Regions from separate parts of the Homo sapiens genome. Here region 2 is linked to region 1. A link is an interaction called in ENCODE POLR2A ChIA-PET data of the cell type or tissue named here. Cell type or tissue: GM12878. All regions are shown on one strand. Links, peaks and the distances in the headings refer to the core of each region. The heading gives the core; the rest is flanking DNA.

Region 1 (2,912 bases), core at 157-2,656:
TACCATTAAGATAATGGTAGACCTTTATGTCAGGAAAATGCTATAGGCTGGGGGCGAGTGGCTCACGCCTGTAATCCCAGCACTTTGGGAGGCCGAGGCGGGAGGATCACTTGAGCCTAGGAGTTCGAGGCCAGTCTGCACAACGTGGTAAAACCATGTCTCTAAAAAAAAAAAAAAAAAAAAAAAAAAATTAGCTGGGCGTGGTATCATGAGCCTGTAATCCCAGCTACTTTCAGCTACTCGGGAGGCTGAGGTGGGAGGATTTCTTGAGCCTGGGAGGCAAAGGTTGCAGTGAGCCCAGATCCCACCACTGTACTGCAGCCTGGGTGACAAGAGTGACAACCTGTCTCAAAAAAAAAAAAAAAAAAAAGCTATTGGTAATTGAATTTATCTTTATTGAACAAATCCTCTTCATTGCATGCTTTAAATTTTGATTTGTTTAAATTTTATTGAATTGTAATAAAACGATTTTGAAATTACTAGAGAAGCCCAGGCGCTGTGGCTCACGCCTGTAATCCCACCACTGTGGGAGGCCAAGGCAGGCGGATCACCTGATGTCAAGAGTTCGAGACCAGCCTGACCAACATGGTGAAACCCCGTCTCTACTAAAAACACCAAAAAACAATTAGCCGGGCTAGCTGAAGGCACCTGTAGTCCCAGCTACTCAGGAGGCTGAGGCAGGAGAATGGCTTGAACCCGGGAGGCGGAGGTTGCAGTAAGCAGAGATCGTGCCATTGCAGTACAGCCTGGGCGACAGAGAGAGTCTCCGTCAAAAAAGAAAAAGAAGAGAAAAGAAAAAGAGAAAGGAAGGAAGGGAGGAAGGGAGGAAGGGAGGACGAGAGGAAGGGAGGAAGGGAGGGAGGGAAAAGAAATTCCTGGGCAGATGAAAGTGAGGGGTCGGGGGTCGGGGTCGGGCGCGGCGATGCCGCAGCTGCGGGGCTCGGTGGACTCGGCGAGCAAGAGCCCCAGGACGCTGCTGGCGGCGGGCGAGGAGCTGGGGCGCGGCGCGGGGCGGCTCTAGGCGCTGTGGCCGCTCAGCGTCTGGGACCCAGCGCCGCCCAGGTCAGGGAATCCTTGGTGTTCCCGCCCCGCAGCACCCGGGGCGGGGGAGGAGTCGGCGCGGTCGTGCGGCCGTGGAGGACAGCGAGACCCGGGGCTGCGGCTGCAGGCCGAGGGGCCCCTGGGACAGTGAGAAGCAGCGGCGGGAGCTAGTCACGGGGCAGGGAGCGCTCAGCGGTAAAGACGGCTTCATCTGACTCCAGGGCTGGCAGGCGGCCCGGATGGCATGCCGTCTCCTGCGGAGAATTCCAATTTCCCCCTAAATCGCTCAACAAGCGAGAAGGTTTTGGGATTCGAATTCAGTGGGGCAAGCGAAGTCGCCTTTCCTTCTTAAACAGATGGAATCCCTGGTCCACAAACGTACCCTGTGCCAATTTCATACAACACGCTATGGCTGCTGCGGATGAGAACACAGCAACTCTGCCAGATGAAAAGCTTCAAGGCTCTGTGAATCCAAGGTCAAAAACGCCAAAAAGGAAAGTCCTTTTCCAGGACAAGCGCACGCGTGCTGGTCGTGGAGCGCCCCCTCCTCATGGAGACCGGCCTGGGATTGATGTCCTTCATTAACAATGAGGCTAAACTGGGCTATTCCATGACTGACCAGGGGCAAAATAGGCTTTTAGCCAGCGGCATTCTGGGAGCTCTCCCCACTAAGAAGGCCAAGGGATGTGGGGTCTGAGAGCCTGGCAGTCCTCATGCAAAGCCGCTGCTGGCTGGAAGCATAGGGGTCTTTTACCTTTTGGGATCTCTGCACGATTAGAATAGTAAAGTGGATAGTAATTGCATATTGCACTCTGCTAATGCAAGCTACAGACAAAAGCAAAAAGAATCTAGCTGCCACTGTGCTGCTAGGATTCCATTTTCTGTAACTTCAGTTCTGATACTTTTCCTGGAGTGTATCTACTTGGCTTCTGGCGGTTCTTCCCATCCCAGCCACTCCAGCAGGCTAAATCCCGCAGCACACCCCTTACCATTTGTGTAGGCTGCTAAATACAGGGAGGCACCTGGTATCTCCAGTGTCTGCAGACACAAATATGTTTACACTTGGTGTCAAATTTTGTATTTTAAATTTTAATACTTTTTTTTTTAAAGCTCATACAAAAGCAGCCAGCAGACAAGTTCACTGACATCAGTCTGCACCTGTCAGCTCCTGGGTGAATCATTGTTCTTTTGTAAATGTGTGTTTGACCTAAAGTCACCCTTTTTCTAAAATTAATCCAAGGCCGGGCGCGGTGGCTCACTCCTGTAATCCCAACACTTTGGGAGGCTGAGGCGGGTGGATCACCAGATCAGGAGTTCGAGACCAGCCTGACCAAAATGGAGAAACCCCATCTCTACTAAAAATACAAAATAAGCTGGGCAGCCCACGTCAGTAATCCCAGCTACTCCGGAGGCTGAGGCAGGAGAATTGCTTGAACCCGGGAGGTGGAGGTTGTGGTAAACCGAGATCGTGCCACTGCACTCCAGCCTGGGCAACAAGAGTGAAACTCCGTCTCAATAATAATACTGATACTTAAAATATCTTTGCGAGGCCCAAGTAGGTTTACAGAAAATCATCTTAGGACAATTTTTTAATTTGAGAAAGTCACTTTGGCAGTTCTTTGCACACAATTTTGACAAGTGTATGTATTATAAGTTGTATTGTATTCATATTTAAAAGGAAATTGGGTAGTTTGCCTTTTGAAGAATGCGCTTTTTAAAAAGGAACCATATCAGATCCTTATGAAGCAGCCGATGCCTGCCATGGTTCCTACAGGTCCTGTACAGACTCGGGGCTTTGTCCAAGTCTCCACTAAACATGCTAAGCTTCGATGCGCCCTGGAGAATTTCCACGGGGTGATCCACGCACCTCC
Region 2 (2,912 bases), core at 275-2,774, 230 kb before region 1:
GTCACCAGTCTGTTGAGAATCAGAAAACCCTTGGTCTGTGATATTAGCTGAAACAAGTCACTAGAGCCTATGCTTGAGTTTTTTTTGTTTTTGTTTTTTTAACGGAGTTTCACTCTTGTTGCCCAGGCTGAAGTGCAATGGCGTGATCTTGGCTCACTGCAACCTCTGCCTCCTGGATTCAAGCAATTCTCCTGCCTCAGCATCCCGAGTAGCTGGGATTATAGGCGCATGCCTGGCCAATTTTGTATTTTTTAGTAAAGATGGAGTTTTTAGTAAAGATGGGGTTTCTCCATGCTGGTCAGGCTGATCTCGAACTCCGGACCTCAGGTGATCTGCCTGCCTCGGCCTCCCAAAAGGCTGGGATTACAGGCATGAGCCACCGCGCCCAGCCTATGCTTGAGTTTTACCCTATTATTATCCTCTTCATGACAATGCTTTAAGAAAGTACATCACTAAACTGTTACATATAAGATAGCAAAAAGAGATGAAAAGAAATGGTGTGATACTATCAAGGATGGCAATGTCACGGGAGCCAATTAAAAAAAAAAAGGAGGCGGGGCGCGGTGGCTCACACCTATAATCCTAGCACTTTGGGCGTCTGAGGCAGGCAGATCACCTGAGGTCAGGAGTTCGAAACCAGCCTGGCCAATGTCTCTACTAAAAATACAAAATTAGCCAGGTGTGGTGGCACGAGCCTGTAGTCCCAGCTACTCGGGAGGCTGAGGCAGGAGAATTGCTTGAACCTGGGAGGTGGAGGTTGCAGTGAGCTGAGATCCTGCCATTGCACTGCAGCCTGGGCAACAGAGTGAGACTCTGTCTTAAAAAAAAAAAAAAAAAAAAAAAGGTGGGGGGGACTAAACAGAGTCTAAATAGCCAAGAAACCCAGTGCAAAGACAGTAGTGTTCAAACTTGTTGCTAACTTAACATGTCATCATGGATTTGACAAGGTGTGAAGAGCAAAGCATAAAGGACCTCTGTGGTTACTATACCTGTTTGATGACTATGGCCCATGGTGATGAACAGGTTAGACGTTATTTCACTGGGACCTCTGTAAGTATGATACATTGTAACATAATTTCTACAATGGTCACATCTAATTATATCAATCCTTTGTTCACTGCACCTTCATTAGTAAGAAGTATGCTTAATGGTAGCATTCATGGACTGCAAACAGACAACTTGGAAATAAATGAAGACCCAAATGAGAACAAACATAGCCTATTAAATCAGACCACACCGTAGTAAAGGAGTCATCCACAATCTCTTGCACTCAGCAGAGCTTGAAAGGCAAGCAGAGGTGTAAAAAGCTTCATAGTAGATAAAAGGTAAAGTATTAGGTATGCCATGACTGGAGGCTATAGTCTTGAGGAGTGTGTGTGTGTGTGTGTGTGTGTGTGTGTGTGTGTGTGTGTGAAGGGGTTATTTAGAAGGTTGACATCCTATGTGATTGGCTAGTGATGCACTGACTTTCTCCAGTTGGTCCTAAGTTGAACATATGGGCAACAATTAGAAAGCTGTCAGTTCTTAGTCATGTCTTAGCCATTTTAAGCGAGTTGTTATGTGGGATGTTGTCTGGCTTCCTGGCCTTGTTGCTAGACATAGTATTCTGACTTGGGAGTGGTTACTGTAGATACCACATTAGATTTCTGAATGGGTTGGTGTAGATTATGGGTCAGAGTCAATTTTTATATTTGGTGTAGCCGTTGTCCATTTGTATAGCAAATTTCTCACACCTAAATAAGGAACTATCCACGTTAGTGGGATTTCTTATTTTTAACTGGTTATGTTGAAAATTAGTTTAATATTCATTAATTTCCCACAACCCTTTCAAAGGTTTGTTTTTGCCAGACCTTCAGTTGGGCAGAGTTAATTTTTCCTTTTTTTTTTTTTTTTAAACTGGTTGGCAAACTAAATTGTAACGCTTTGGCCAAAAAATAGCCCTTTCCTTTTCTGAATATAAAGAGAATGGGTTTTAATTTTTGGTCTTTTCTTTGTTCTTCCTTCACTAATCCTGCAGAAGAGACCATAAGGCATTATCCAAATCTTCATTTGTTGGGGGCATGGTTTTCAGGTAGTATTGCCACCACCTGATGGCAATACTATTGCTACTCAATTTTTCTCTCACTGCTACTCAATTGCAGTGAGAGAAAAATAGCTCTAAATGCCGACTTTTTGTAGTGCATTGTAAAAAGCTGAATAAAGCCAGGGACGGTGTCCTGTACCTACAGTCCCAGCTGCTCTAGAGGCTGAGGTGGGAAGATAGCTTTAGCTCAGGAGCTGAGGCCTTATCATAAGGCCTTATAAGACTACCTGGAGGCTTCATCTGCATGATATAACCTTGGTCTTCACAACCCCTTGTCTTTTTTTGTTTTTGAGACGGAGTTTCGCTCTTGTTGCACGGGCTGGAGTACAATGGCGAGATCTCGGCTCACCGTAACCTCCGCCTCCCGGGTTCAAGCGATTCTCCTGCCTCAGCCTCCCGAGTAGCTGGCATTACAGGCATGTGCCACCATGCCCGTCTAATTTTGTATTTTTAGTAGAGATGGGGTTTCTACATGTTGGTCAGGCTGGTCTCGAACTCCCAACCTCAGGTGATCCGCCCACCTCGGCCTCCCAAAGTGCTGGGATTACAGGCGTGAGATACCACGCCCGGCCCACAACCCCTTAACCCAGACAACCATTTCTACTGATTCCAGGTCTTTAGATACAAACTCTTTCAACCAATTGCCAATCGGAAAATCTTTGAACCCACCTGACCTGGAAGCCCCGCCCCTCCCTTCCAGTTGCGCCTTTCCAGAGGAATCCAATGTACATTTTACATGTATTGATTGATGTCTTACGTCTTCCTAAATTGTTAAAACCAAGCTGTAGATGGGCCACCCTGGGCATATGTTCTTAGGATATCTTGGAGC

Evidence for each region. ChIA-PET counts read pairs that join two places held together with the same protein. Peaks named below come from ENCODE experiments on the same cell type or tissue, not always from the same donor. Only the 100,000 strongest peaks of a DNase experiment are listed, where the experiment ranks them.
Region 2: POLR2A ChIA-PET joins it to region 1 with 12 read pairs; 2 of 35 experiments call an interaction of 5 or more read pairs at or near these places.

What each region holds. Positions count from the first base shown.
Region 1 is chr19:57,663,358-57,666,269 of GRCh38, forward strand. It overlaps a transcript of ZSCAN4 not described here and the pseudogene TPRG1LP1. Among named protein-coding and RNA genes, the nearest start is that of ZSCAN4, 4.1 kb to the right of the region's middle. In GM12878, for the core only: no CTCF peak of the experiment used is centred there; no DNase peak of the experiment used is centred there.
Region 2 is chr19:57,431,742-57,434,653 of GRCh38, forward strand. It overlaps a transcript of ZNF749 not described here. Among named protein-coding and RNA genes, the nearest start is that of ZNF749, 2.1 kb to the right of the region's middle. In GM12878, for the core only: no CTCF peak of the experiment used is centred there; no DNase peak of the experiment used is centred there; H3K4me3 peaks cover 119 bases.